2 separate regions of the Homo sapiens genome follow, and region 1 is linked to region 2. The links are chromatin loops, found by intact Hi-C in ENCODE. Cell type or tissue: A673. All regions are shown on one strand. Links, peaks and the distances in the headings refer to the core of each region. The heading gives the core; the rest is flanking DNA. Region 1 overlaps MAML2 (mastermind like transcriptional coactivator 2). Region 2 overlaps MAML2 (mastermind like transcriptional coactivator 2).

Region 1 (16,162 bases), core at 3,326-11,325, 68 kb after region 2:
TTTTTTTTTTTTTTTTTAAACCGTGGTAATGATTTTATAGTATTTTTGTGCTGGAAATAGATAACTGAATGAAACAAAACTGAATAATTACTTACAGTAAAGGTCAGCTTTTTCTTACAATTTGTGTAGCTTTATTTCCTAAAAATTGGCATTTTTTTCCTATCTTTAGAGGAGTGATTCTTCTGGCTCGCTGCTCAAGGCTGCATTCTTAATTCCTAATAGTGACATACATCTCTGAACCTGGGAGGTGGAGGTTGCAGTGAGCCAAGATCATGCCACTACACTCCAGCCTGGGCAACAGAGTGAGACACCATCTCAAAAAAAAAAAAAAAAATTATATTGAAATTAACTGTGGACTCCTTGCACCCAGCTAAGAGCTTGGGACACAGTAGATACTTAATAGATTTTTGTTGAAATGAATTAATTTTGAACTAAACTTTAGTAACTAATCCCATTAAGTGAAAACCAGCATGGCACCAAGCCGACCTGCACTGAGGTGCCAGTGAACTCAATTATACGTGATATGTAAACACATCTAGGAATCAACGTTTTGATCTAGAGTATGAAGAAATCCAAGACTATAGGTAGACATAAATTATTTGAAGAAGTCCAGGTTATATCTAAATATAAATCTATACAGTAAGTCACAATTATCTAAACTTTTCCCACTTACCATCAGTTTTCTCCTCTTCCTTTTTTTTCTTTGCAGAATGAGCCGCATAATTGCTTCAATTTGCCACTTCCCTCTGACAGATGTAGTTATATGTATATATGTAATACATACACACATACATACATATGAGTTGAAGTCAATTAAGATAACAACTGACAAGAAATTAAATATTTAAAGATGTTGTTGATTATGTAGTTATCACAAATGTCTATTTAGCATCCCATATTGGAAAGAAAACCCCACCATGATTATCTCATGTTGGCAGTCTTCCCCCACCCCCCAAACTACAACTGCTACATAGTTACTTAGAGCCTTAATTCACAGTTGTTTATTTCCTGCTTTCACATCCAAAGTTGGGGAAAACAGACCATGGTGAATTTCAAATTTCAGAGCTAATAGCATACTTCTAGTATGGTAGGTATTTATTTAACTTTAATATGAGAAGTTAGGCATCTGTTTTTCTTTCAGCTGATGACACAGTTCATTTTCTCCTCAATAATAAAGAAATTTCAAAATGCATGAAAGCCCACTTTTTGCTTCATTTCCTGTAAATAACTTTACACTTACTTCAAAGCTGACCTTTCACTTAGATCAAAATCCCTGTTACTAAGACCTTGCAGAGAAGAGAACTGAATCAATAGGATGAACATTAAAATAATTGTATCTTGCTTTATTTACTGTACCCTGAACATCTTTGAGGGGTTATAATTTCTGGGGATGCCCTGAGCACTTTGAGTGAAGTATCTGCCAAAAATCACATCTGACTAGTGCCTTGTTATTTTTTTCCACTGTTGTTTTTTAAAAAATGCCATCAGGGAAGCTTAACTACAACAATTCTCTTTCAGTGTCGTCAATTTTCCATGAGTTCAGGCAGGCCACCAAACAGATCTCAAATACACAGAAAACTGTAAGTGGAAACCGGGTTAAAAGGGAAGGAAATGTTGCATGCACTTAATATCATAGAAATCAAGTATAAAGAACAGACTGCTAAATTGTAGAGTGAAATCAGGTTAACCATATTGACTGGAAACCGAATTCAAATTACCTTGCACTTGGTTCTGGGGAGAAATGAGGAGGCTTTAAAAATAGACACCACTGTTTTTGGCCTTTGTTTAAAATAGTGATTCCCAAGACTAAATTTCTCTTACTGTCTCTTACACGCCTGGATCAAAAGAAGCAAATCTGACTAGTTTAGAAAAATCTTTAGGGAAAACCCAATTCCTTTGTCTCTTCAACAAAGACTTTGAATAAGAGTTTAAGTTTGCTTTAGCCTGTGCATTTTAAGAACTGGACAACACATGTACTGGGAGCCAGAAAGAGTTTCCTCACATGATCTAAGCTTTGGAATTCCTTTGTTTCTTGCCTTTCAGATGGAAAAAGAATAACAAGTATGGTATTGTCCACAAACTCATTGACCATTCAGTCTCCATTTTAATATACTACACATACACTGTGTGAGTGTGTCTGAAAGACGGTGGGCAGGGGAGACAGAAGAAACTGTGGGTGTTTATGGTTAATATTAATCACTTGGATAATGAATATTATTATTAGAAAATTAGAATTTTATAATTGCATTAAACCTGAAAATTATTAAATATATTGATCTTTAATACTTGGTTCCTAAGACTGTTATTTTTTAACAATCTTTTTTATGTGCTAATTATATGAAAGGGTAGTCTCTTTCAGTGAAATAATTCCCCCTTTCCATCCTTTTCCCCACAATATTCCTGTATCCATCAAGAACAATGTCTTTATAACTGGTAGGCTTTTTGGCCTCTGTCATTCCTATTTTGAACCAAATGATTAAAAAATGACTGTGGTAAATGTTAGCTAACTTGGCGTTATTAGGGCCAAAAGAAGTCCTTCACATATTTAGGCTAATAAGAACACAGGATTCCGGTTTTTTGTATACCTCAAGATCCTCCTTTTGTAATCAAAGATTTGAACACCCAAAAATGGTGACATGAAGCAAGGTGGAATGCCAAAAAATGAAGAAAAATATACTTTCCTGTCGTCCATGCTGATACCTGTGTTTGTTGGCTGAATCCCTGAAAGCTATTCCTTTGTCTCCCTCTTCAAGTACTGATTTCCAGACAGCCACCTGACCGCCACCTGAGCTCATATTACTGCCCCTTGCCTAGGAGATCTTTGTATAGCTCCTAACTCTGAAGCTTTGTGGCCAAAGGAAGTTATTTATGCCATCTGTAAAAGAGGGAGCAAAATGGCTGCCTCTTATATTGTGTTCCACAAGGGTGCTCAGGAAATTTATGAAAAATCTATTCCAGTGACTGCTGAGATATGAATGTTGAACTCCTAATGGCTGCTAATGGGCGATCTTATTGCACTCTTCCTGTTTTCCTTACCCCCAAGTGGTCAGCCAGCATTCAGAGAGGGTAAGAAAGATGGGGGGGTTGGTGAATAATGATTGCCGGGTAAACCACCAGGGACTGGGTTTGATAATGCATCCTCACTTGGAAATGCCTGAGCAGGAAGCACCTCCGAGACATAGTCCAGGAAGGCCCCAAAAAGCTTTCCAGGTAGAGATCGGTGAGTTTCTATGATCCCCAGAACCTGGGAATCCTCCTGACAACTTTGTATTGTCCTAGGGTGCTTGATTTATCTGGCTGAGTCCCTTACTTTTATATAGACCAGTTTTCTAAAACTTGAGGGCAGATGCTTGTCTTCTACCATAAAATGCTGGTAAGAAAGAGATTTCACAACCCATTCTAAAATTTAATTTTTCTTTAGTCTTCCAAAAATATGAAAAGTCACTAGTTATACTTTCTCATGTAGTAAATTCCAGAACTCCCTTGTCATTTGATACTTACAATACCTTACAAGGAAGATATGCCAGAACCATGTGGTAATAAAACCTTTTTCCATATATATATTGGTAATGTTCCACAAACCAAATCAGCTTTCCTAATACAACTTTGTACAGCGATCAGATACATTAGGCCTATCACTCACCACTGAAAAAAGACAGTGGTGGCTCACACCTGTAATCCCAGCACTGTGGGAGGCCGAGGCGGGCAGATCACGAGGTCAGGAGATCGAGACCATCCTGGCTAACACAGTGTAACCCTGTCTCTACTAAAAATACAAAAAATTAGCCGGGCGTGGTGGCGGGCGCCTGTAGCCCCAGCTACTGGGGAGGCTGAGGCAGGAGAATGGCGTGAACCTGGGAGGCAGAGCTTGCACTGAGCTGAGATCCCACCACTGCACTCCAGCCTGGGCGACAGAGCGAGACTCTGTCTTAAAAAAAAAAAAAAGACAGTGGTATCCAACAATTATCATATCAAATACTTGATATATAACAGTTCCTTTTTTTTTTTTGATATATTTAAGAGAGAATAAGAAATCCCCAACCATGTTAAATTCTTTACCAAGAATCACAATAATTTTTTGATCCCTAGAGAAAGGTGATTTGACAGCAGGAAATCTGACCTCTGGGGCTACCTCTCCCCTTTACCTACTCATAATCATTTTGGTCAGCAACAACTGTTGTTTTTCAGTGTTTTTCATAAAGACAGTGCAGAAGCTCAGGGCAATACCAGATGATGGCAAAGACCAAAATAATACAAAATACTCAAGCAAAGGCAAACATTAAGGGCCTTTGAAATTTCCGTCTCTGTTGCCTATTCCCACTCTTTCCACCCACATCTACTCTCCGTGATGCAATGAAGGCCTGGGTATGTGGGTAGTAATGACTGCATAATTCTATCTTTAAAAAAATCTATTGAATTAAGGAAGCTGCAGAAAATGAGGAAAACTTATTGAAAACCATCAGAACGAAAAGTTCTCAAACCCAAGTAAATTGCTGCTGAGGCTTATCATTGATGATGTTTCACTTTCTTTATGTGGTTAATTGCTTCCTGCCTCCATAGATGATTTTATCCATCTTTATCAGCTTTTGTTTTGTTATTAGTGCCCAGGCATTGGCATGGTTCATCTGGTACTCCATTAGACTTGTGGCAAGCACAAAAGCCAGGACTAAAGGAAGAAAATTAATTGCTTACCCTGCTAATATCAATTCATTTTCACCTTCTTGCTTTGGCCTGACTTCACCATACTGTTGACAAGTTATATTTTTCTTGTTAGTTCTTTGATCCTCAAAAGCTAAAAATCAGCCCAGATAGATGAGAAAGAAAAGACAGCATTAAAACCACTGTTATTGCCTCTGGTGAGGTATGTAGTTTTGGGCTAAGGCACAGCCCTTCTGCCCAACATGAACAGGCTGAGATGAATCTAAGCCAATTTTGATGAATGGCCAGCAGAAGACAAGATCTTGGAGTTTCTTTGAGCAAACCATAAGAAGCTACTCTCTAAATTTTGCTGACTTTATACCAGAGCTCTTACATGCAGAGGCACTTCTCAGCTCCAGTTGATATAGCCTGGAGCAGTGCTGCCAGAGGTAGCAGTGTTGCCCCTAGACGTCACTCTCTCCATCGTTCAGTAGTTCCCAAAGGACCTTCCACCACTCCAGATCTACATGACAGATACCTCCAGAGTCTAGAACTTGAGGGTCAGGCGGCTCTTCCTCCCTCTAGAGCCCACCAGTCTGGATTAGGGTAAGCCTATGGGCTAAGGAGGTCAAATACACTTGACTGGCTCCATTTATTCCATCACGGGCCATGCTAGGAGCTGTCATTTTAGGGACACACAGGAACATCACTGTCTCTGTCTTTCAAATGGCTTTATTTGCTGCTTTTGACTCAGGACTAGGTTGGCCAGATGTAATAAGTAAACATATAGGATGCCTAGTTAAATTTGAATTTCAGACAAACAAGTCATTTCTTAGCATAAGTATGTCTCATGTAATATTTGGCCTGTCTTTACCATACTGTTGACCATATCTTTATTGTTAGTTATCCAATACTCAAAGGCTTAAGATAAGCCTAGGTATATGGGGGAAGAAGGATGACATGACATCCTTCTGGTGAGGTGCTTACTTTTAGGCTGGAGTGCAGCACATTTTTAGTACAAATATGTCCCATGCAACATTTGAGACATACTGGAAAACAAAACAAAACATTATTTGCTGTTTACCAGATATTTAATTTTAATTAAGTATCTTGTATTTTAATATTTAAATTTAATTAAATATCTTGTATTTTACCTGGAAACCCTACCAGGACCCTTGACATCTCCCCTGAAATACAAAGGAGCAAAAGATTCCCTATGCACAGATAGTTCTTTATCTTTATACTACGTAAGAGGCCCCAGCTAGAGCCCCAGTTGTGCTTACCCTGAGAACAGGGCATATTTAGGTCTGTCAGATGGAGAAGAGAAATCCCACCAGGGTCCATTTAAATGAGGAACCAAAGAGTATCGCAAGAAAAAACTCATCCTCAGGGATGAGAGCCAAGGTAAATGAGTTTGAGGCACTATCATAGAAAAAGGGGTGATTCTGAGCACAGAAGACCTCCTCCCTCCGATTGCCTTCCTTCTCCACACATAAGGACCAGGCCTTAGCAATGGGGGTGGTGATACAAAGACACAGGGCATAAAACAAACAAAATAATGTAGCTTTGGAATCAGGAGTTTCTGTATCAGCAGGGGAGCACCGTCAGCTTGAAGCTAGGACCGCCTCCATGTCCACATCGATGGGCACTGGCAGCAGAGCTGGCACTGTGGCCAACATTACCAACAGGGCTGTCTCTGCAGGTGCTAGCGGGACGCATCACCACAGCAATCTGAGGCAGGATGAGAGAAAACTAGCCAAGGCGTTGGGGCGATCAAAAAAGCTAGCCTGAGAAGATATTCATTTAATTAACATTTACCAACGTATAGCATGCAGTCTGTTATGTGTAGCTAACAGTACAATGAAAAGATATGATCCCTAATGTCATGGTGCTCACAATCTAGTGCAGGAAAGCAACAAGACCAGAGACAATCACAATATTGTATGGATAGAGCTATAATAATTTGCAAGCACATATGAGGGGCACCTAACCCCTCTTCAGTTTGGTAGAGTAGGTTTTCTGAAGAAATGACTTCTATGTTGAAACCCAAAGGACCAGTAAGAATAATTCAGGAGGAAGAGTCCATATGAGGTGCCCCTAGAAAATTTCTCATCTATTTGGGAGAAATCTGAAGGGGCTAGAGTTCCCATCTGAATGATGGAAGAATTAGGGAAATCTTGATTTGTGAATGTTACTCTGACTCTCTTTTTCCCTGTTAAACTGGTATGACTGGAAAAATACCCACCACTTGCTAAGGGCTTATTCTGAGAGTTAACATTGAGAAAATACCATGGTAAGCGTAAATGACATGGAGATCTAAGATCTCATAACCCTCAGGTTCCAGTACGATGTTATTGCAGATTCTCTGCAGCACCTCACCAGTTTGCTGACATTACATAGGCAAACAGTATTCTTTGCCCTATATTTTGCACTTTGAAAGTCCTTTTATACTAAAGAAAGTATTGCCAATGCCAAAGAACGAAATTATCCTTCCTTCCCATTGTCAGATCCAGGAAGGGATCTCATTTACAAAAGCAACCTAAATGCAGCATTGATGAGGTTATTGCTTCTCCTCTTGACGTATCTCTCCATCAGGTTTTGCAAAACTGATTTCTCTTCCTCTGGTCAGAGCAGCCTCAAAATAATAGGTTTCAGAATAAGAAAACAACTATTTTTTTGTTTAATCTTAATAATAGGGTATTTCAGGTTTGTCTAATGAAAACCAGAAGCTGATGATCTAACACAATCAAATACTAGCTTTTGTGCAAAAAGAAATAGTAAAATAACGTAGGACCTTGTCTAAATAAGACTTACAACTGATGCCAGCTAAATGGGAAAAAATAGCAATAACCTTTTAAAACATTAATTTAGACTTTTATTGGAATACAAAGGATCTCTAGTGTCTGAAAGCAGGCATTGTCTCTCTTTTTTATTTCAACAGAACTGTGGCTTGAATACAACACAGCAGGGTGTGTGTTTTCTAAAGTTGGGTCATTATCAGAGTGTTCACTGCCGTTTGCCAATAAGCCTTTATTTGGCAAAGTTTAAAACTGCTGACAAATGGGATTCTTCCTGTAGCAGTATAACATGGTACAGCTTAAATATGCCTAATTACAAAAGTCCTCCAAGGGCAGTCAAGAAATCTATGCTTTTGAGAAGATTCAGATGGACAGTCCTCAAATATTAATAGGAAACAGGAAAATCTTTGAGCCCTCGGTCATGTCGCTCTTGCTCCTATTATTATGGATTTTAAGTTGCAGGGGCCTGTGAGATTATTCAAAACAATGTCTAGTTTTATCCGAAGCTGCAGGGATTTCCGATTTCCATAAATTTCTCTGGAGACATTTAAGAGGCGGTTTTTTACTTCTGCACACTTTGGTCCGTGGGTTTCTGTGGGTGTGTGTCTGTAACTTTCCTTCCCTGTTCTAATTTGTCCCTGTTCAGAGACAAATAAATTGGAAGATTATTATCCAAAACTCCAAACAACATTAATTCCTTGCACATATTTTGTGCTTTTAGACTCCAAGAATGATAATAGACAATCTCTTTAGAATGTGGAAGGGGGACCAATGTCAAACCATTTAATCACAATCTCCACCTCCAGGAGCCCCTCTGAAAGAACAGAAGCCTTACTTGAACTGGATTTCATGGGAAAATCTGTGCCGCGAACCTTGCTCTCTAATTATAGCTGGGGGAACGTGAGGTTTGTTTGGAATCAGATGTAGCTTTCCACTACCATAATTACACATTTTATTTCAAACACCTCACTGCAGTGTTTGAAGATGTTAGCACAATTGCACTAAGTATCATCCTGGAGTTCTTGCTTGGGAGGTCTGGTAGAGAATGAAGGAACAGGACAGCAATTGAAATGATGAGTTTATAGGAGTCTAATAATTTCATGGCTGGAAGTATGACATAAAGAAATGAGCTTGGGCTTTTTATTCAGAGCTGGGAGTTCTCGTCTCAATTCTGCAGCCTAACTGATAAGACCTTTTACTAACCAGGTAAAACAATTAGCAACTGGGATCACATTGCTGGGAAGATGCTGAGTAACATTAATTAGAGTCTCAAAGGACTTTAAACAAATACGTACATCTAGAGAAGAATTTTTATAATGTAGTTAAGAATGCTTATTGAGAAAGAAACTCAGTGTCTATAATCCATTGCTGACTAGCATGCTTAGCTATGGTTAAATCTTCCAGTAAGCCAAGAATGAGGGGAGAAGAGGGAGGCAGGTTGGGACGAATAGAGTAAGTGGTAGAAGTGGGTTCTGTTCAACCATATGTAGAGGAATTAATCAGCTCTTTTTCATGGATTTAGGGCCCTCAATCCCTATATAATTCCTCAGATATTTGTGCTACCTGCCCCCTTCCCCTCCATGTAGCTGACCTTAGAAGATTAGAAGAGAGAGACCACTGGGCTTATTATCTGATGAATGGCTCTGTTTTTACTGTGAAATTATAGGAAGTGGTTTAAATTGAGAATAATAGAAACAGTAACAAATAATAAGAATACTTGCTATCCTGTGTTAGATCATCTGGCAGGCTATCTGATGAGAGATAGGGTTTCATCTCGGGAAGTTTTAGAAAAGAGGCCAGATATATACCAAGTACTACTCTAGGTATTTCACAGACATTTTGTTTCACTCTTATACAAATCCCGTGGAAGAGAAATGACTTTCCTCATTTTAGATTCTAGGGAGTGACAGGGGACAAGTCAAAGGTAATTTGGAGTGAAGGCTGCCCTGATCAACTTCCAATGCATTGGATTATTTTCATTTCATCATTTTCTCAGTGCTATGGAATCTTTGTGATCCATTAATAATATTAATAATAATCCCTACATTTGTATGGCATTTAATACTAATGGTTTTCAAGGAAGTTTCACATGCATTACCTCACTGGACTCTCAAAAACAAGTCTGTGGGTTGGGCAAACAGGAATTATTACCTTCATTTTAAAAATAGTGAAACTGAAGCTCAGAGAGGTGGCATGCTTTATTTAGGGCTAAGACCAGAGTCCAGCTTCTGTTAGAACTAAGCCTTGCTTCCTGTTTTCCCTTTGGAGACCTTGAGGAAGACCATGAGCCGCCAAATAGCTACCATGATATTGCTAAACCCTGTACCAACTCGTGGACAGTAGTCTCATTAAACGCTCAAGATCCTTGGATGGAGACCAAGAACTCTCTATCTCTGCAAAAATCTCTACAGAAACATTTTTCTCTTTACTCTGCCTCCTCATTTAAATGCTAAAATATTTACAGTGAGTGATAAGTCAGATAACATCATGCTGCCTTGTGAATTTTTAGGGAAAAGATGAAGAGCACATGATAAGGCTGGGAATTTTCAACTGCCTGGCACAGTGGAAGAAATATTTGTCTAGGTGTTAAGACGTGTGGGTTCTGGTCCTGTCTCTTTCACTTATTAGCTGTGTAACCTGTTACTTGTTGTGTTAAAATAAATCCTCTAACAGTTTCCTAAGTTATTAAAGGGACTGTCCTGATAAAATCATGATGTGTGAGGGCTTTTAAAAATTGTATACTTGTTCGGGCGTGGTGGCTCATGCTTGTAATCCCAGTACTTTGGGAGGCCAAGGCAGGCGGATCACCTGAGGTCAGGAGTTCGAGACCAGCCTGGCCAACATGGCGAAACCCCGTCTCTACTAAAAATACAAAAAATTAGCCGGGCATGGTGGTGGGTGCCTGTAATCCCAGCTACTAGGGAGGCTGAGGCAGGAGAATTGCTTGAACCTGGGAGGCGGAGGTTGCAGTGAACCAAGATCATGCCACCTCACTCCAGCCTGGGTGACAGAGCAAGACTCCGTCTCAAAAAAAAAAATTGTATACTTACACGTGTGTGTGCCACACACAAACATTGTGACATGCAGTATGATCACATAAAATATGGATGATTTTCAATCTACTCCTATAACCACAAAGTGAGGGAAAAGGTTTATATATCCATATCATTGTGGTAGCATGGTATCTTACATAAGAGCACCCTCAGGATATAATTTTTATAATATTATTGGTAGCAGGAGCTTAACTATTTGAAGGAAACCAGATAGGTTTCTTATAAGGAATTCCATCTCTTGGGATCCTTGAGCAGGCCATGAGATCTGGTAGGTTTTGACAAGAGAAAATGAGAAACCATGCTCAGGGCCAGTCTGGCTATATGTACTCACTACTTGCTCATAGTTGAAATGATTTTTAAGAATTGTATACAATATTGCTATTAGCAGTGAATCGGGGAGGCAGGACAGGGGACAAACCATGGGACTCAGAGTCAGAAAGGGCTGAGTCCAAATCTAAGATATATCACCTGCCAGCTGTTATGAGTCTGTTGTCTAACATTTTTGACCTTCAGCATCTTCAACTGTGTGAGCTGATCACACCATATCATAGTTTACTTTGAGGATTAGATGAAATCTCTGTGTAAAGGACCTCAAATACTTGCCATGAGATAGGTACTCAGTAAATGGCAGCATCAGGGTTTTCTACACTCCTCATCCTACAACATGGACTCTGAATACAGCAGTGAGGCAGGATTGTGTCATCCAAACTTGAGGATTCCTCATCTATTGACAGTTGTTCATTTGGGTTTGTAAGAGAGAAGTAGTTTGATGTTGAAAATGCTGTTGGTTACTTATTTTTGTTGAGATTCTTTAAAAGTGAAAAGAGGCAGTTGACAGCCTTTTTTAATGCAGAAGCTCTGAGAAAAATGGTGCCAGACCAACCTGTTTTGGCACACTCTTTGCTGAAAATGAAAGGCCATGTGATCTCCTGGGGATCATGAGACTTGAGTTCAACCTTTCAGCTACCCCAGAGTGAGATCATGTTCTATCCTTCATTTATTAAGAAACCATTTATAGAATACCCACTTATGAGTTAGTGTCAAACTCATTGTAGTGTACTTAGTATCTGGCTCATTGTAGGTGCAAGAAAATTTGTAATAAGTAATTATATGCATGACTGAAGAAATAATACTATATATGCTATACAGCTAAACTTTTTTCCTCAATACTTCCTTTTCTATAAGATGAGTGATGTGGACTATAATCTCCCAGCTACCCACAAATCCCCAAGTTTTAACTTATATATTTACATGGCTTTAGATACAATCTAGGTCCCTACATGACTGTAATATGGATACATAAAAGTTTATAGCATAACCCTTATTTTTATACTTCCTGCACTTATCATTTTTTTCATCCTTTATCCTTGAATTCATAACAGTCTTAGGAAATGATTCATGAATGCATTAAACCCTCCCTTAATCAGATACATGAAAAATTATAGTGTTAGTTTATATTTTTTTAAATCGTAGATCTGATTTATGGCTTTTATAGTTCAAGTCAGAAACTTTTGGATTCGACTCTTCCATGAGCAAAGGCTATGTGCTTTAAGTAGAAAAAGTTTCTTTACCTTTTCCACGTAGGTGAAGAAACAAAGACAATTTAACTAAAACTTTCCTTTTTTCTTTCTCTCCATTGATTTCTGGCTAAAACCCTTCTTGGGCAAATTTTGCACCAAAGTAAACTGGTTATAAGGAAAGGAAAATGAATTTAGAGATGATGTAGTTTTTTACACTCCAGTATGATTTCCGAATCTATCACATGCACATTGTAGGGGTATTGTTCGGAGCAAAGTATGCACTTGGGGTACCCCTGTGTTGTGTCTTAAAAGGGGGATTGTTTTTGCCACAGGACATAGAAAAGAATGGTCTGATGCATGCTAGTCACATCACCTGCCACTCTGAAAGAACAGTCAGGGGCTTTAGGCATAATGAAAATGAGGAGTAAAATGCTGGGTGTTTATCTCCAGCATTCCAGATAGAAATATATCTCTGTCCAATGAGAAGCATCTCCTTTAACAAGACTGTGGTGCATTCATCTCTCCTGCGTATACACGACGAGCACACCTCATCTGTCACGTCGGGACATGTTAAAAGGAACCCTCTTCCCCTGCTCCTTTCTACTCTGAATAAGTAATTATGAAAAACAAATCATTGCCATGTCTCTTTCTTTCTTCATTTTTATTGGGTTTTGTCTGCCTGTCTCCCGTGGACATAAAGAATTGTTCTGTTCATTCAGATTCAATGATTTTCTTTGGGGGGTTGTTTCAGATAAAACAGAAGGTCTGATTTTGTCAGGCATGCAGCTCTGAAAGTCTCTTAGAGCAACTATACATATGAATTTGAGGGCAAAATGTCACCCTCTAAGTGAACTGAATGGAGAAAACACAATAGAAGTCTGTTAAAATGCTGCTTTGGGTAACATGAAAAAAAAAAAAGCCTAGGTGTGGTCATTCTTTCTGGAGGCCTGGTAGGTGCCTGTCTACACTATGATTTGCAGGGTGCCTACCCGCCTGAAGCTGAACATTATTTTATTTAATGCATTGCTTTCCCTGAAATGTTGGGGATCAATATGAAGTGGGGAAATGTCCTTCTGGCCTGAAAAGTCTGAAAATTCTGAAAAATACACACACACACACACACACACACACACACACACACACACACACACACATAAGCACGCACACTACCTGATAGGAGAAGGCAGGAAGAAGTAGTGTGTGTGTATGAGAAAGACAGACAGCACATGTGTGAGCTGATTAGATGATCTCATAAAGTGGTTTGGAAACCAAAGGACAGAGGAGTTGAGACAAAGCTTTAAGTCCATCTACATTTTGACGAATGGATTCTGCCCAGGCAGGAAGCTAGAAAGGCGTAAAACAGGCCCAGTTAGCATGGATGTGAAATTGATTTCTGAATCCTGACCTCACATATAGCCCTATTGCTTAAGGCGGCATCTTAAACCTCGTCACTTTAGGATCTCCCTCTTAAAGGTTCCAGTAGCCCTCTGTGACGAACATTGCCTTCCACTGTGACATGCAACCCAGTCATGTGCCTCATCCACGGTATCACAGAAGCTCTTCAAAATTGAAAAGTAGGCCAGGTGTGGTGGCTCACACCTGTAATCTCAGAACTTTGGGAGGCCGAGGTGGGCAGATCACAAGGTCAGGAGTTTGAGACCAGCCTGGCCAACATGGTGAAACCCTGTCTCTACTAAAAATACAAAAAGAAAGTTAGCTGGGCATGGTAGCATACGCCTGTAATCTCAGCTACTCAGGAGGCTAAGGCAGGAGAATTGCTTGAACTCAGGAGGTGGAGGCTGCGGTGAGCTGAGATCACGTCACTGCACTCCAGCCTGGGTGACAGAGTGAGACTCCGTCACAAAAAAAAAAAAAAAATGAGAAGTTAAGTTTTCAGCCAGGCGCAGTGGCTCATGCCTGTAATCCCAGCACTTTGGGAGGCCGAGGCAGATGGATCATTTGAGGTCAGGAGTTCAAGACCAGCCTGGCCCACATGGTGAATCCCCATCTCTACTAAAAATACAAGAATTAGCCGGGCATGGTGGCATGTGCCTGTAGTCCCAGCTACTCAGGAGGCTGAAGCAGGAGAATTGCTTTTGAACCCAGTAGGCGGAGGTTGCAGTAAGCTGAGATCACGCCACTGCACTCCAGCCCAGGCGACAGAGTGAGACTCTGTCTCAAAAAAAGAAAAGTAAAGTTGTCCTCAGTCTGTCTCTGTTTGCCTCTGTCTGCTCTCTGTCTCCTTCTCTTTGTCTCCTTCTGTCTTCTCTCGGTCTCCTTCTCCTTCTCTCTTCTAAATTTCTCTGCTGATCTCTCCTTCTTCCTTTGTCTCTGCCTGGCTCTGCCTGTCTCTCTGTCTTTATTTGATCCACCGCCATGTTCTTAACTGTCACCTCAATGCATATGACTCCTGAGTCATCATGGCCAGTACTAAATTGTCTTCTAATTTGTACTCCAAAACTTCTAACTACTTGTTGGATATCTTCGCCTGAATATTCTACCCCTCAAATTATCATGTACCAATCTAAATTAAATTCAATATCTAAATAATTGACTTGAAATTTCGTTAACAATTTTTGACAAATACAAAAGTTATTGCCATCACAGCAAGAAAAGCTTTGCTCTTCCTCCTGATTCATACATCAAACATTTACTGAGTCTCTACTATGTGGGAGTGATGAAGTCACAAAGCTGAAAAAGATAATCCCTGCTCTCACGAAGCTCAGCTTCAATGACAAGTGTGTAATCAGAATACACAGTGCTTGGATATGAGACCTTGCAAGATAAAGTGAGAGCACATAGGAAGGATACCTAACCCAGACTGGGAGCAGGGAGTGGGTTAGGGTGCCCGGGAAGACTTCTGGGAAGTAGTGACACTTACCTTGAATCCTATGGGTTGTGTAGGAGTTAATCTAGTAAGGGGATGGAGAGAGACGTCAGCATTTCTTGAAGCATTGGCAACAGTACACAAGCCCAGACAGACAGCCTGGCAACTCTGAGGAAATTGCAAGTAGTTCAGGATGATGAGAGCAGAGAGTTAGGGCAGGGACATGCTCAAAGCACCCACACCCACAGCTTTGGGGTCTTAGAGTCATTAATGAGCGACCCATTCCCCCTCACCCTACATAAGATAGTATTAAGCCCTGAAAATTTGACTGCCACCAGATAGTCCTCGTCTCCATCCCTGTGGTCACTACTCTAGTTCAGACCTGCTTTACCCTTGTAGGGCCACCATACTAACCCCTGCTTGACAGTTTCCAGGCCTCCCCAACTCTAGTTTATTTTGCCTCCCATTACAGCATTTTTCTGAAGTCTCCCTGCTTAAAGCGTGTTCTACAGTCTAGCAGCATCAGCATCACCTGGGAACTTCTTGGCAATGCAGCATCTTAAGCCCCTCCCTAGACCTACCGAATCTAAATGTATACTTTAACAAACTCTTTTGGTGATCTGAATGCACATTAAAGTCTGAAAAGCATTGCTTTCAAGCATAGCTCTACTTATCTCCCATCATTGCTGAAACACAAAACCTTCTGTTGCTCACTGGTGCCTGCTGAATACACTTCAAACTCCCTCGTCTAATTTTCACTTTCTTCTAGCCTACCGGGACACTTTCCTTTTTCAGAACATGCTCCATCCATCCTTCCTCAGCTCCTGCCTTTGCCCTTGCCTGGGACACTCTTTCACCTCTCTTTATCCTTCTGATCCATAGGGCTGAGCTAAAATGCAGCGTCTTTCTTGATTTCTCCAAGGGGTGCCTCTCCCATCATTGGGCATCCAAAATATTTCCATTATTTCTTCTTAGTCTGTCATATCTTGCATTACAGTTATGAGTTATATTTCTTGACAGCAAGTAATCCGAAAGCTCCTGAAGGGCAGAAACTATATCTAACTCATATAACCGGCCCTTGATATGGTTTGGATCTGTGTTCCCACCCAAATCTCATGTTCAGTTGTAATTCTCAGTATTGGAGGTGAGGCCTGGTGGGAGGTGATTGGATCGTGGGGATGCTCCTTCATGAATGGTTTAGCACGAACTCCTCAGTGCTGTTCTCATGATGGTGAGTGAGTTCTCACATCTGGTTGTCTAAAAGTATGTAGCACCTTCCCCCTCTTCCTTTGTCCTGTTCCTGGCATGTAAGACACCCGCTCCTAC
Region 2 (16,162 bases), core at 4,007-12,006:
AGACCTAAAGTGAGACCAGAGTCCATTGAATCCCATAGGAATGAATTATAATAAAGAGTAGGATGAAAAGTCTTTTATTTTTCAGCAAATATTAATTAAACATTTATTATGTGCCAGAAACCCTTTGAGGTGCTAGGAATATGACAGTGAACAAAACTAGGAAGGCTGCAGCTTTCATGGTGCTTAACTTCTAGTGAAGACAGACAGATACTAACAAAAACACAAGTAAATAGAACAGAATGTCCAAAGGTGATAAAGGCTATGGAGACAAATAAACCCAGGTAAAAAGAAGAGAGGTGCAGGGGGAAAGGAAAGAGCAAAGACTCTGAGATGGGCTTGTACTTGGTGCATTCTGGGAAGGCAGGAGCGGCTGGAGGATAGAGAAATAGAGAGAGCGGAGGGAGCTGTGGTAGGAGCAGTGGGCAGTGTGTGTGCACACGCATGCATGATGTGGTAGGCAGATCTTGTAGGGCCTGTGAGGACTTTGCCTTTCACACCTAGTGAGATGGGAAACCAGTGGAGGGTTCTGAGTGGGGAGGAGACATCACAGAACACATAGCCAGAGTCCCTTGTGACATATCACAAACAACACCTAACATGCCTTCCCAAACCAAAACACTAGCCTTGCCCTTCAGAACTGTTTCTTCTGCTGGTAGCTACCATTTGCATGCATTTTTCTCAAGCCATAGCATCTCCAGAATCAATGTTCATCTGTCCAGTGTAGCCTGACACTCTTTTAAAAACAACTCTTCAAGACACGGACTGCCTTTCAAAATGCCTTCTTCCGCCAACAGAGCACACATTTAGAGAAGTAACAAAGGCCATTTCTATCCAAGCAAACGTGTTTCTTGCAGCCAACAGCATAGCCTTATAACAGTAATGTTTCTATTTCAGAGAGTAAATCTATCATCTCAGTAACAACCCTTTAAAACACAAAGTTATCACATGATCTTCTTACTCTATGCAGGATAAGTCAAGACCCAACAAATGAAACACTTCTCCTGGAAATTATATCCCATTTGGTTTTTTTTTTAAATCATCTTTTAAACCTGTCATTGGTAAACCAGATTTAGAACATTAGAACTGCTGCAAAGATTTGTTATGAGAAATCTACTGAGGGTCTATTGAGTTATTTGAATATGATATTTCACATTAATATGGACATTAAAACAGAGACATGACAACGCATATCCGTGACTGCCTCTCTTGCTCTAATTTTCATTTCAAACCCATATTACTTATACATTCCCAAAGAACAACTTCAAATATTATATTTTGCAAGCTTGTGTTTTCAAATTGCTGATTTAAAGGTCTTCTTGACCTTTGTACAGAATTCTAACATTTTTTTCCTGCTTTGTTGGCCTGAGGGTGGTGATAGAATCAAACATGTTTATAAATAGGGCCAAATAAATTGAAAATTTTTTCCTGAGAGAGAGAGTTTTATGAAGAAAATACCTGCCCAAGTTCGTTTTTTAAAAATCCCTCACCCACTGACATTTCTGGTTCAACAAGTTTTCTTCTTAATGTAGTTAAATGTCAACAAAAGTGTTACTGCTTAATTATCTGAGTATCCTGAGTCATAATAATGCATATATCACTTCACTTAGGAAATGTCTTTTCTCAATTAAATTAGCTGTTTTCACTAGAATCCTTAGTCAGCCAATGGAAAAAATAATTTTCCCCCTTATGACTTTCTCTACTACAATAATTGACCTGGGTTCGTTGTCTTTGATATTACAGAAGAAAGTCTGACTTTTCAAATACAGAGGTAAAGTAAGTCTATGAACCTATGAACTTCACTTTTGGTACTTCCCCTAGAACAGCAGTTCTCAGCTCTGATGCACAGTAGAATTTCCTGGGGGAGCTTACTTCACACACACACACACACACACACACACACACACACACACAGAGGGAGGGAGGGAGAGAGAGAGAGAGAGGCCCAACCTGAAGAGACTCTGACTTAATTGGTCTTGGGTAAGCCTGGGCATTTTTTAAAAGTACGTATTTTAGCACTTTGGGAGGCCAAGGTGAGCGGATCATGAGGTCAGGAGATCGAGACCATCCTGGCTAACACGGTGAAACCCCGTGTCAACTAAAAATACAAAAAAAATTAGCTGGGCATGGTGGCAGGCACCTGTAGTCCCAGCTACTCAGGAGGCTGAGGCAGGAGAATGGCGTGAACTCAGGAGGCAGAGCTTGCAGTGAGCTGAGATGGCGCCATTGCACTCCAGCCTGGGCGACAGAGCAAGACTCCTTCTCAAAAAAAAAAAAAAAGAAGGTATGTATTTTAGCTTGAGAACTATAGATAAAAAAGAAGCGATAATTTTTCCTTCCTTCTTCCCTCCTTTTTTTTTTTTTTTTTTTTTTTAAAGAGACAGTCTTCCTCTTCCATCTAGGCTGGAGTGTGGTGGTGTGATCATAGCTCACTGCGGTCTCAAACTCCTGGGTTTATGTGATCCTCCTGTCTCAGCTTCATGAGTAGCTAGGACTACAGGCTACAGGCATGTGCCACCAGCCCAGCTAGTTTTTAATTTTTTTGTAGAGATGGGGTCTCACTATGCTGTGCAGGCTGGTCTGTAACTTCTGGCCTCAGGCAATTTTCCCACCATGGTCTCCCAAAGTGTTGGCATTACAAGGGTGAGCCACTGAGTCTGGCCTATTTTCTTCCTTTCCCTCCCTCCCTCCCTTCCTCCCTTCCTCTCTTTCTTTTCTCTTTCTTTGTCTTTATCCTTCTTTCTTTTCTTCTCCTTTTTCTTCCTTTGTTTTCACCTATAGTGACTATTTGAAGCATTTCTATTTTTTAATTAAGATAAACAAAATTGGCTGGGCGAGGTGGCTCACGCCTGTAATCCCAAAACTTTGGGAAGCCGAGGTGGGCAGATCATTTCGGCCCAGAAGTTTGAGACCAGCCTGGGCAACATGGTAAAACCCCATCTCTACAAAAAAAGTACACAAAAATTAGCCGGGCGTGGCACATGCCTGTAGTCTCTCAGCCACTGGAGAGGCTGAGGTGGGAGGATCACTAGAGCCCAGGAGGTTGAGACGGCAGTGAGTCGCCATAATGCCAGTGCACTCCAGCTTGGGTGAGAGAATGAGTCCCTATCTCAAAAATAAATGAATAAATAATAAAATTCATATAAATAATAATGTAACTTTAGAAGATCTAATTACAGGCAGGGCGCAGTGGCTCACACCTGTAATCCCAGCACTTTGGGAGGCCGAGGCGGGCGGATCACAAGGTCAAGAGATGGAGACCATCCTGGCCAAGATGGTGAAACCCCGTCTCTACTAAAAATACAAAAATTAGCTGGGTGTGGTGGTGCGTGCCTGTAATCCCAGCTACTTAGGAGGCTGAGGCAGGAGGAATCACTTGAACCTGAGAGGCGGAGGTTGCAGTGAGCCAAGATCACGCCACTGTACTCCAGCCTGGTGACAGAGTGAGACTCTGTCTCAAAAATAAATAAATAAATAAATAAATAAGGAGGCCAAGGCAGGTGGATCACGAGGTCAGGAGATCGAGACCATCCTGGCTAACACAGTGAAACCCCGTCTCTACTAAAAATACAAAAAATTAGCCGGCGTGGTGGCGGGCGCCTGTAGTCCCAGCTACTCGGGAGGCTGAGGCAGGAGAATGGCGTGAACCCGGAAGGCAGAGCTTGCAGTGAGCTGAGATGGCGCCACTGCACTCCAGCCTGGGCGACACAGCGAGACTCCGTTTCAATAAAAATAAAAATAATAAATAAATAAATAAGGCATAACAAAAACAGGGCTGAAACATGCCCCTTGTTCACCACATTGCAGGTGAAGAGAAGGAGAGAAGAGCTGCAGCCCCTTAGGGAGCCCAGACCTGGGAGCTTCCCAAGCCAGGGCTGGGACTCCCTCTTTGGGGTCCTGCGGTGCCTGTCATCTCCAAGCTTCTGGGCACCACTGTGTTCCCTGGTGCTAGCCAGGGAAGCTGCTTGCAGTGCCTCTGGTCCAGCTGCAGCCTTGCAGAGAGCTGGTACCTGTGTAGGCACCTGGAGCTGCCCACCCCACTGGCGTGTCTGCCTGCACAGTTGCCAGACCCCGTGCTCGTTCACACACCCTTTTCTGCTCCATGCGACTTGCCCTTGGCAAGTGTGGGATCCAGGTCGGTAGTGTGAGCTGAGCACAGCCTGCTGAGTGGGCGGAACAAGCCCAGTGGGCCGAACAAAACTCAGGCAAAAGTGCCACTGGCCAGAGGTTTCAGGCCTGAAAGGCCACACCTCAAGGATCCTGTAACACAACTATGGGATGCACACAGCTATGTGTTCAGTGCAGGCAGCAAATAAATCTCATTTTAATCTCATGGGTACTAACTACAAAAGGTCTTTGACTTTTTCCTATTGTGTATCTCTGTCTTCACTGGTTAATTTGTTGTTACTTCAGCATCTCTTGTGTAGCTGAGATTTGAATACACCTGCCAGGTGGAAATAGATGAGCCTTCCCTCTAGATATTTACATGAAAGCTAAGGGGCCTTCTGAGTGGAGAAGGTGGGTAGAGGCTTAAGCTGTATTCCTAATTTATTTTCAGTTATTTAGGCATATATGCAGAATGGGACAAGAGTCAAAAGGAAACCAAGTTTTCAGGAGGGACTGGAGCTTCCCGAGGAAATAAAACTATGAAGAACTGTAGAGTCTGGTATAAACAGGGTGCTTCAGCTATAAGACCACAGAGTCAAAGGGCAGTGATTTTGCCAGCATGGCACTGGCACCTGGAACCGTCCTGAACCAGCCATCCTGGCTGTATGTGACCTAGCAAAGGAAAGAGCTGTGTGGAAAATGAAAGAGATGTCACACTAAACTTGGAATTATTTTGAAATCCACAGCCCATGGAGACGTGTAGCTCCAGGCAGTATTGGCCAGTCGGCCCACAGTGTAGCCTGGAGTGGCAGCTGCTAGTATTCAGCAGTTGCTCCTATTTAGGAGAGCTTGTCAAACTCTTGTTTTGGACTCCCAAATACCTGGGGTATAGTTGAGGGTTAGGAGTAACTTTGAACAGGATTGGAATTCTCAAATGAGAAGGTGCAGTAGAAAGGTTGTAACCTGTGAGAATCTGGTCTTGATGTTCTGTAACCTCATGGACTGGTAGACTGAAAAGACTCATGGATATTTAGGTGCACTGGAATTTATTTTTAAATTCTCCAGTCACCAAATCTCATCTCCATCTTTATTACTCCAAAGGCCTTCTTTTCTTTTTCCTCCCCAGTCCATCCTGCATATACCTAACATAGAGGGATACATTAAAACAGGTCAACACAACATATTGCCACTGGCCATTTTGAAGATTGGCTGTCTTTGTAGAAAAATCACCCCTTAAGGCAGACTTCTCTAATTGCACTGCTGGATTGTTAGAGATGAGTCCGTCTTCAGTTATCTTGATTGTTGAGCCAAATATACCATAAATCCTCAAAATGTATATTGTATTTTTTTTAAAGTTAGGTGGGGCGTAAGATTTTACAGGATGTAGAAATGTACTTAATTAGTTCAGCCTTGAAATAATTATTCTTTAAAAAACTGAAAATTTCAAGTAGCTATAGAATATCTCTAATTCCTCTCTGGCTACCATTATTTCCAACATGCAGTGTTCTTACATAGCCCACTTGCCAAAAAAAAAGCTCTTGTTATAAGGTTAAGGCCACATTTCTGTGTAGTTAAAACTTTGCTTCAGGGTATGTCCTGACTGCATATAGGTTAATGGAGCACTGCATGTTTCTTATACAATATTACCTGCATACTTGCTAATACTCGAATTCTAGAGATTCACTGGGGGATACAAATGGATCCAGCATTGATCTTGAAATCAGAAGTTCACAGTTCTAATCAGGTTTCTGAGTAGTGAATGAACTTAGAGAGAAGCTATTAAATTTCTCTTACATATATAAAAAGGGAATAATGATTTTACTAGAAACGTCTCTAAGATTCACACCACCTCTGATATTCTGAACCTAAATTTGAGTATTTACATAGTTTACATAAAGTAAGCTCTTTTGCATCAACGGACAGGGTGGCATGCAGGTAAGGAAGAAAAGGAAGAAGACGGAGTCCCCTCAACTTGAAAGAGCTCGCTGTCAAGGAGAAGGCCACTTACTGAAAGACCTACCTCATTTTAAGGACGGATTGATTACAAAGTGAACCCTGGATGGGACCAGAGATCCAACCTCATGCCAAAAGGACTGTGTGTCTAAAGCAATGACGCCAAAGCCGGCCTCTTACCCTGCTCTGCCAAAGGAAACAAGAAGGCAAATCCGCAAGTCTCCCAACATGATAAACTCCATTTGTCACCCGCTTACATGTGCCTCCAAGACTAAACTTGTCTCATGGTGGCTCCATTTCAGTTAAGTACTTTTAGACCTCAGTCCAAACCCCTTCTCTTAGGATTTGGCTCAAACTATTGATAATCATAAATTTCCATATTTATATTTCCAATCTGTGAGGACTTAAAAAAACTATTATGGAAACCAAGTACAATCTTAGGGAACAGACTGTGTATTTAATTTACACAATGAAACTTGGGCTGTAGCATTAATACTGTAACAATACTGAATAATTTAACTGAAGTGTATTACATTCTTTGTGCTGTAAATCTTTTACTTGTGAGTTTTGTGCAAAATCACCAATTTAGCCTTGCATAAAAGCTTTTGTTTGGCATTTACAGTCTCCTGTCCCTTGGACACCTCCTCCATTTAAAAAAATTAGAATTCCTTGTTGCAGATTCATTTCTTTTCTTTTCTTTTTTTTTTTTTTTTTTTGAGACAGTCTCGCTGTGTTGCCCAGGCTGGAGTGCAGTGGTGCTATCTCAGCTCACTGCAAGCTCCACCTCTCGGATTCACACCATTCTCCTGCCTCAGCCTCCCAAGTAGCTGGGACTACAGGCGCCCGCCACCATGCCTGGCTAATTTTTTGTATATTTAGTAGAGACGGGGTTTCACTGTGTTAGCCAGGATGGTCTCGATCTCTTGACCTCATGATCCACCTGCCTCTGCCTCCCAAAGTGCTGGGATTACAGGTGTGAGCCAATTAAAGGAGTCATGGCAGCTGAAGACAATGACGATTTAATGGAGTGAAGCCGATCTACTATCTTGGGTGGAAAGAGTATGATGTGGTTGGCAGTGCCTTCCACATTCCAGTTAGCCGAGTGCTGTAAAATATTAACACCAACACTGTAATAAAGTAGAAGGTGATACGGCTCTGGTTGGCTATTTATTTACTTATTTGGTAAGTTCCAGTATTGTGCTTAGAATGTACAGGTAAAAGGATCTGTGTAGATTGTGCAGGCTAATGGTGTTCTGTGGACGTGTGTTCATTTCTGAATAAGTTTTTGTTTGCTAAAGGAACTGAAAAAAATAAGATTCATGCAAGGGATTTACCAAACCGTTAAATTTATTCACTTTTCAAGGACCATCGCTTACTCTGAGGTTATGTTCGTCTCAATGCTTTCAGGCTAAAAAATATTTTTTTTCATGAAAGATGGTAATAGTAGGCAGTAGTTTTGATTTTTAATGTACTTACACAGAAAAATGAAATATAGCAAATCCATGTCCGCTTCCATACTATAAGATGTAAAAGTCTGAGGACCACTCAACTGACTATCCATTTCATTGTATTTTTAGGGAAACTGAGGCAGAGTGGCTAACTGCTTGCATGCAGTCACCCAGCTAGTCAGTTCCACTGATGCCGTGTGGCTTTCGATAAGCTCAGATTCTCAAAATACAGCAGGTGTGTGAAGGACAGTATATGCTGTACCTAACAAGTTCAAAGAGTTACCCAGAAACTATTGTCATGTTGTTTTCTGTTTATCAAACTCTTATTTGCAGTCTTTTTGGTCACATGAGAGTTTCATCAGATATCTGCAAGATGTAATTTCTCTCCCAAAACCCCAAGGAAATGCTATCAAAAGATTCATGTCTTCAATAGATTCTATTCTTGGAGAGGTTAATATGGAGGAAAGATCCATGGTCAGTCCACATTTTGTGCAGATGACGATGGCGGCGCAAAGCCACCTGAAGTCATTCACCTTTGCAACTGCATTTGGATTCTATATTGTCTGCATCAGGCATGGAGACGCCCACCGGCTGCTGTGAGAGGAATAAAAGGAGTACTGACAAACGTCATCATACAAAAAAGGTTTCAAATCATTTTTGACACCAGAATAAAAGTTAGATTCCTGTGTCTGTCTGAGATTTCGAGTTATCTTTCTAAATGGCTCTCTAATCGCATCAGCAAACCCTCAGGGAAGAGCCTTCACTTCCTTTCTGTTGTCTGTTAAGCCAAGCACACCCAGAGTGGTCAATAAATAATACTGTGGGAGTACTGGAGGGCAGGGAGTGGTGTTGCATATTTTGCTTTTGATTTTTCCTCTGGAAAAAAAGATGAATTAAGTGACAGAGTGGCAAAAGGAGTAGGCAACAAAGAAACATAGCCGGAAACTTGAGCGTGACTCTTAATTTCACTCTTTTTAGAGCTTTAATGCAAATCCAATTATGTATTTGCTTTCAGTTCTGAAGGTGAGAAATTCGAGGTTAGACATCACAAAGCTAATACATAGATTCCCTAGAGAGGATATTGATAATATTTCATGTTTTCCTCCTGACATAATATTCCCCCAAGTGAAATCCATTGCCTATTATTATTGATACTGTGCTATCCTGGTAGCAAACTTGAAATGTAAGGAAATAGGATTCTGTTCATTATTTCTTACCAGTAAAATTAATGAATCAGAGAAGAAGCTAATGTAGGTCTGTTTTATCACTAAGGTGCTCAGAAGTTCAACCTTCCTTTTGTTCTCCTTTAGAGAAGCTGTACTTACAAGCATTGCAAAGTCTGACAAATTGTATGGTGTCTATTATTATCTGTCTGTCTCCTTCCCAGACAGGGCAGGGATTCTATCTTCTCTATTTTCATACCCTCCAAGACCTAACACAAGCCAATAATATTCCATCAACCATCGAACACATATTTAAGTGCCTACAGAGTGCTAGGGAGTGTGCTGGGTGCTGGGGACTGAAAGAGGGAAGACAGATAATTCTGGAAGGTATAATGTAAAAGAAGAGAAGAGCTGAGCTAGGGGAAGTCGGGTGGGGGTGGATTTGTCTGAGTGGCTTCCCAAAGGAAGTGATGTTTAAGGGGAAACCTGACTGATGAATAGGAGTTTCCCCAAGTTCTCTTTTTCTTTGTCTTTTCAGGTTACTGGAAAAGCTAGTGAGGTTTGTGGCTGGTATCATACTGTTTAATGTGTCATCTGCTACCATGGTCAATGTGACTCTTACTAATCGGCATTCAGATAGCGCCTTGCATATTGATTGTATGCTAATACATTTGAGCCAGTTGGCCTTGCTATGTGACATTCTCATGCTTCCCCAAACGTGAACACTGAAGTGAACCTTGGGTGGCCCTGCTTTGTGGATCACATATCTCCCACATCTCTACTTTCAGAATAAATTTGTTAATACATTCTCCTCTCTCCTGCAAGGCCTAGATAGAAGAAACTCTTAATTTAAAATATTACAACAGAAAGTTATTCTGCCTTTTGCCAAGAGGTGTGATCCTCATAGTCGTTTGAAATATCATCAAGCTGAGTCTCACAGATGCTCAGGGGTGAAAGAAATATGTGTAAAACCTGGAGGTATGAATGGTGTGCATCATGTATTGTATGCATGAGCAGAAACACCAGCCTTGGAGAGAAACACCAGCTTTGGAGAGACACACCAACCTTGGAGAGACACACCAGCTCCCCTCTTACTCTGTTTACTGTTTTCTTTCTGTGAAATTTAAAATTGATTCCATGTGTACTATAATGCAAGCAATGGGGCAAGGCTGCTCTCTTTTGTCTCTCTCTCTCTCTCACACACACACACACACACACACACACACACACACACACACAGCCCTTCAGAGCTGCCTGCTTAACTTCTCACAGCAACTTCCTCCACTCGGATGGGCTGTGGTCCCTGAGGGAAGCCTCGGCATCTGAATTTGGCAGGGAATCCCATTCCCATGGAAGTCAGGGCTGCCCTCACTCCCAAGGAACAGCCTGGGGAGGTTCTCACACATTTGCCTCTGGCTTCACTACAGAATATGTACACTCAAAGGGGACAATAGAGGGGTCTCCCACACCCCACAACTCATGCAGACCCACAGACAGTTGGGAACGTCTTGCTCTGAATATGAGGAAAATGAGATCTATGTGAATCTTCACCAGGCCACAGCTCATACTTCTTGCTGCTGTCTATAAATGAATGTTAGCAGCACTTTACATATCAAAATTGTCCAAGTGGGACCTGACCTTTGGGCCTTTGGATCCATGTTGCATTCATAGCCATTTAGATCTGACCCCATTTCAAGTGTTCAGAAAAATGAGAAACAATTTTACAATAGCAAAATTGGGCCCTCCAACCCTTCCCCACAAAATTGAATGAAATACAAGGAGGAAAAACAAATGGAGATATTTGTGAGAATGACTGACTTCCTTCTGCAAACAGAAATGGGCAAGTTATCAGAGTTAAAATTGCCTTATAAAGTATCTTTATACAGCAGAAGAGATCATCAGAAATGCATTTTTTGGCTCAAATTTCCTTTTATTTCTCCCTTGGGATCTCTCTTTCTGACTTTTTACCCCAACTCTCTCTCTCTTTTTTTTTTTTTTTTTTTTAAAGACAGTCTCGCTCTGTCACCCAGGCTGGAGTGCAGTGGTGCGATCTAGGCTCACTGCAACCTCTGCCTTCTGGGTTCAAGTGATTTTCCTGCCCCAGCCTCCCAAGCAGTTGGGACTACAGGCATACGCCACCATGCCCAGCTAATTTTTGTATTTTTGGTAGAGACAGGGTTTCACTATGTTGGCCAGGCTGGTCTTGAACTCCTGACCTCAAGTCATCCACCCGCCTCAGCCTCCCAAAGTACTGGGATTACAGGCATGAGCCACCGCAACTGGCCTACCCCATCTTTTTTACTCTCTTTCTGGCTTTGCCAATGTAGGCAGTTTCAATTTCATTATATATGTGGGTCGAAACTTTATTTTAGGAATAATCTTGGATGTAAGACTACTACTGCTTTTTCAGAAGCAAACCATTTTGTGGACTGTACTCAGAAATGCAAAACACAGCCTCATCCACTGAGTCCTGCCTCCCAGGTCTGATGTGGAGTCCACAGTACAGGATGGGGAAGACTCTGGGTGTGGCTGCAGCGGTGGTGGGCCCTGCCTTGCCTGGTGCTCTTTTTATAGGCTATAGAAATACAACTGATGACTCAAAACTATTATATCTTGATAAATGAAATAAACAAAATTCAGTCCCTAACACTGGTGTGGATGGGCATTTGGGCAGTACCTACACTGTAAATGTCCATGCTATAAAGAACCCCTGGGAATGAAGAGCTCTGTGCTCCCTCCCAGGTGTTCTTCTGGCCAGTCTCCTTTTCTGTCTTCCCCTGGTCTGAAGGATTGTTCCTCTCTTCTATGAGAGTGCAGCTGAAAATGCTCATAGTCTCTCCATTTCGAACCTGGAGCCAGGCTGAGGTGGATGCCCCTTCTCTGTGGTTTCCATAGCAAAGTGCTCTGTGCACATCTGGGACTTACATTTCTCTCTTGTCCTGCAATTTTCCATTTCACTAAATAGATTGTATTTCTCATTCCACCACCATGCCTGGCTCAATCAGTGTACACTGAACACATCTCTTCTTTTTAAAAGAATGTAATATTCTAGAAATCATGGATAGTACACTGTGTTATCATGGATAGTACACTGTGTTATCATGGATAGTTCAATCATAGATAGTTCAATGTCATATAAGTCAAACAGACTTTGGATAGGCTAGCAGGAGGACTTAATGCACTTTCTTTAAATTGTTCCTACAGGAAAATCTGTACCAGAAATGCCAAACAACTGAATTCAAAATGAATTTCTGGAACTCAACACTCAAAATCAGAGACGGTTCAGAGAGCAGGTATCTACTGCTAATTTCTAACTAAATGAAAGGGCTTCTGCTTCTGAGAGCAATGATACCGGAACAGGAACGAAATGCTGCTAGAGAACAGTGCTGGAAGTGTGTCGACAAAACTGTCTTCTTGTTCTAGTCTATGCAACTTCCCTTGATTAATGAGAGCCATGTCTAGGTGAGAAAAGCAATCAGAGGGCTTCAGCTGTGCCAGCATAAATGGAATACATCAATGGTACTGTTGGTGCTTGCACATGAGACCTGTCAGTAAATTATCCACTAAAAAGTAATGATTCTACCTTCTTTCATTCATTTTAAATCCTATCCTATGTCTCTACTCTTTGTGCTTACTATTCTGCTTTGTTTCCAACAAGGATATCAATTCAAATTTTAAGGTGTGGAGCTTGGAGTAGTCTGCTGGTACAGCAAGCAGTAAGAAGTGTGCTTCATTCCTTCTACGTAGTGAATTTTCCACCTGTAATTCTGAAAGTCCTTTAGGCAGGAGCTAAATGTGATAAATGTCAGCAAATGAACTGATTGGCATAAAAACCAAAATTCACCAGAGAGAAGGGCAAAACCACCAACATATTTTCAGTTGTAACCAGATCAGACTCTAATTGCCTAATACCTAATAAATAGGGGAATAAAAATCTGAAATCTCCTTTAGAAATAACTATTTTAGAATTTCATGGAAAATCTAATAATAAAACTTGATGTACTTGGGACTATGAAAATAATTTAAGTCTTTAACCAGACTTAAATTATATACATACACATGTATATTACACACACATGTGAAAAGGGAGAAAATAGGCCCAGAAAAATAACAATTATCTGACATTGGATTAAACACATGATTGAGCAAATTCCTTGAGGGCAAGGATTGTGTATTTAAGCTTTTTGGCTGAGAGATGCGGTGTGTGGAGAATGGCAAGAATCAGATAAACATGGATCTGGATTCCAGTTCTGCCACCTGCTTAACCTTAAGCAAATTACTAAGCCACTCCACTCTCAACCTCTTCATCTGCAAAGAGGAGAAAATTATTTCTATTTCCTAGAAATGTCATGGAGAAAGCACTTGGCATATAGTAGGTGCTCAACAAATGAGGCTTACCTCCTTATCCCTTCTTTGCATACTCTGTGGCACCAAAGACACCTAGGAAGCTTCTAACACTTTCCCCTTCACACGCCCTTGGTCAGGAAGCGACCATCAGATGAAATGCAACAAAATGAGAGAGTAAACAAACAAATAGAGAGACAAAAGGGATCCAGAAACAGGGAACCTGATCAAGGAAAGGAGTGAAGAGACTCTAAATATGGTGGCAGGAAGTCGTAGGACGACAGCTGTATCAGCAGGCCTAGGGAACACCCATTAAGGCTGTGGCTGGGCACAGAGGGCTGCTGTGGAGATGAGATGTATCAGTGTGGAAAACATATTGAGAAATGTTTCACAGAGCTGTTAGATGGTATGAGATGACAGCCAGAGATGTAAGGAAACTTCACAAATGAAAGAAAAGTTAGGTATATGACCCCTGGATAAGAATTATAATTACAGTGTACTGCTTATCTCAGCAGTAAATACTATTTATCCCTTCATAAATTCTGAAAACACTTATCTAAATTTTTTATCTGACTATATTGTGGCTAAAGGGAAGAGGAAGAAAGGGTTGAAAATAGAACTAAAATCTTCATCTACTATAATAAGATGTAATGGATACGGCCTAAAGTTAATAAATCAAGAGGTATCAGGTATGGATGCATTTAGGCACATAATGGTAAATACCAGGAGAAGCAACTAAAAATGATGAAAGTGGTTTCCTCCTGAGACTGAAAAGAGTGAGGGAAAAGGGGCCAGGGAATAGCTTTTGCATTTTAATATGATTTGTCTTTTCAAACTATATTTACGTGTTACTTTGATAAAGGTAAGACTCAAATTTAAACATGAAGACAGTAATTGCATTTTGGAATCATAAAATTCAAAATAATAGAATAAAATTGTAACAAAGGCAGTGAGCAAGGCCTGATGAGTCAAGGTAAAATCCTTAGCAGCAAGTTTGGGTCCAGACTTCTTGTGTTACGTCTCTCATTCCCATGCTCTTCCTACCACACAGCATACCCCAGTTATTACATTTCTCATGCAGTTGGCATGGTTTGCCACATATAGGCAATGATTAAGTATTTGCCGAATGATAAATAACTACACCAATTGCTGAATTGTTTTTTCTTCATGGTGATTTTGAATGAGTTTCGTCTGGGAAGTGCAGGCGTCATACCTGGAGTTCATAGTTTTGTTCTATCTGAAGGAGTAAGATTATCACATATTGAAAGGTTTCAGAAAGCTGGCCCTGAAACCTGAACCTGATTCTGAGGTAGACACTCCTCAGGTCTAATCCATTTTACATAATGCATGGGTTTGCCAGAGACTCGTTTGAGAAAACTGTTATTTGAGTGAGGCAATATAATGGGCATTTTAATTATGCATTCCTATAAGGTCTGTATGCCCTCTTCATGGGTTAAGCTACAACACTGGTTTGCAAACTAAGTCCTGAAGGAACTTAAAGTTCTGGGAGGTGCCTTAGGAAAATCCTGAAAAGGCAGGGGGTGAGGGAGTGGGGAGGAGGATAAGGGATGAAAGACGTGTTCTTGCTAAAAGAAAGTGTGAAAACTATTGAAATACATCTTCCGAAAACATTATACCTATAACCACATTATCTCAGCTTCCTGGAGGAAAGCCTTTACTGAATTAAAGTATAATACTGAATTAAAGCATAATATTCATTATGAATATGAATATTTATAATATTCATATAAGATTTTATAATGCAGCTTAAAAACAGAAACATCAAAGTCAACAGTGTCATGGTGTCTTTCCAAAATTCCCAGTGGAAGATGTCCATCAAGTTACCTAATTCCCCTGATGATAAATGTACCTTTGAATTTATTTCCAGGAAAAATTTGCCTCCATTTAATGAATGTGTATGGTTTTCATATATTTAAAAAAAAAACTTCTGTATTCCCACATTCTTCCTTTTGACCTTAGTTGCTTGGAAACTCAGAGTTAAATGAGGGCTCAGTTTTGAAAATCACCCATTGCAAGTTTCTACTAATATTTAATTTGTATTATTTTATCGGAGGGTGCTTATTTGCAATGAGAAGCAAACTAACGTTTGTCAATTGCCTTCAAGGCGCAGGCCCTGTGTTCGTTGTATATCTCATGGGTTATTTCATGCACCATGGAAAATTTTCAACAATCCTGAAAAACAGGTATTGTCATTGTCATTTTACAGATGACACAGCTTAGTTTCAGGGAATTTAAGTAAGTTGGCCAGAGTCACATGGACATGAAGATATTTGCAACAGTTTTGAAGTAATATATAAATTCTCAATAATGTATATTTTATATTAAAATTCATATAAAATTATTCAAACCCATTTCATTTTCGTTGATTTCAAGATTATACAGCCTACATATACACACACCCCCATCGCATAACTTCTTTTCTTTCTTTCCTTTGTCCTGCCTTTTTTTCTTTGCCTGTATATTGACACTTTCTCTCAGGCACTGTGTTTGCCCTTGGTGGTACAAAGATCAATTACATACAGACATGGTTTCCAGGAGCTTGAAGTCTAGTAGATGGGTTAAGGTATGGACTTAACTACAATTCAAGGTAGAAAGCAATGAATGTAATGAGAGATGCAAAATGCTTTGTGAGTTCAGAGAGGGGAAAAAGCAATGTCATGGTCCCAGCCCTCCAGGAGTTCACAGTTCGGTGGACCAGAGACCTAAACGAAATTATAATACAGTATGGTAAGAACTATACTGAAAGGTTTGCACTGTGCTGTGGGTACTAGAGGGAGAAGAAACTAACTTTGTTTCATGAAAAGGAGTGATTATAGCAACATGGACACTCAGGGAAGGGGATGGAGAGAGTGAAGGGCTGGGGTTCCAAGATACCAGCAGAACTGCCTAACAAAGTGGACAGGATGTTACAGCCAGTAGGGATCAGACAGTGGTAGGGCAAAAGGCATTCATAGGGAGGAGAGCTGACGCTGTGAGGTCGAGCCCCAGGAAATGATTGTATCTGGGGTAAAGCTGCAATTCCAGGAAGGAGGTCTGGCAAAAGCAATAGAGATAACTAGAACGCCAGTTACTGGCCTCATCCCTAAGGAGTATGGAGCAAGGCAGAATTGCTTAGACACGCTGTCCAAC

The links. A loop is a pair of places that touch in the nucleus more often than their neighbours do. Peaks named below come from ENCODE experiments on the same cell type or tissue, not always from the same donor. Only the 100,000 strongest peaks of a DNase experiment are listed, where the experiment ranks them.
Region 1: it touches region 2 in a loop (2.0-fold over the local background); 8 of 110 quality-filtered maps call a loop at or near these places.

What each region holds. Positions count from the first base shown.
Region 1 is chr11:96,135,546-96,151,707 of GRCh38, forward strand. The region is part of intron 1 of MAML2 (mastermind like transcriptional coactivator 2); the gene reads right to left. Among named protein-coding and RNA genes, the nearest start is that of MIR1260B, 200 kb to the right of the region's middle. RefSeq lists an enhancer at 14,042-15,241. In A673, for the core only: no CTCF peak of the experiment used is centred there; DNase peaks (open chromatin) are centred at 7,796, 7,926, 8,376 and 9,816; H3K4me3 peaks cover 1,906 bases; H3K27ac peaks cover 1,961 bases.
Region 2 is chr11:96,066,568-96,082,729 of GRCh38, forward strand. All of the region lies in intron 2 of MAML2 (mastermind like transcriptional coactivator 2), which reads right to left. Among named protein-coding and RNA genes, the nearest start is that of MTMR2, 150 kb to the left of the region's middle. RefSeq lists a silencer at 9,308-9,367. In A673, for the core only: no CTCF peak of the experiment used is centred there; a DNase peak (open chromatin) is centred at 8,294; H3K4me3 peaks cover 650 bases.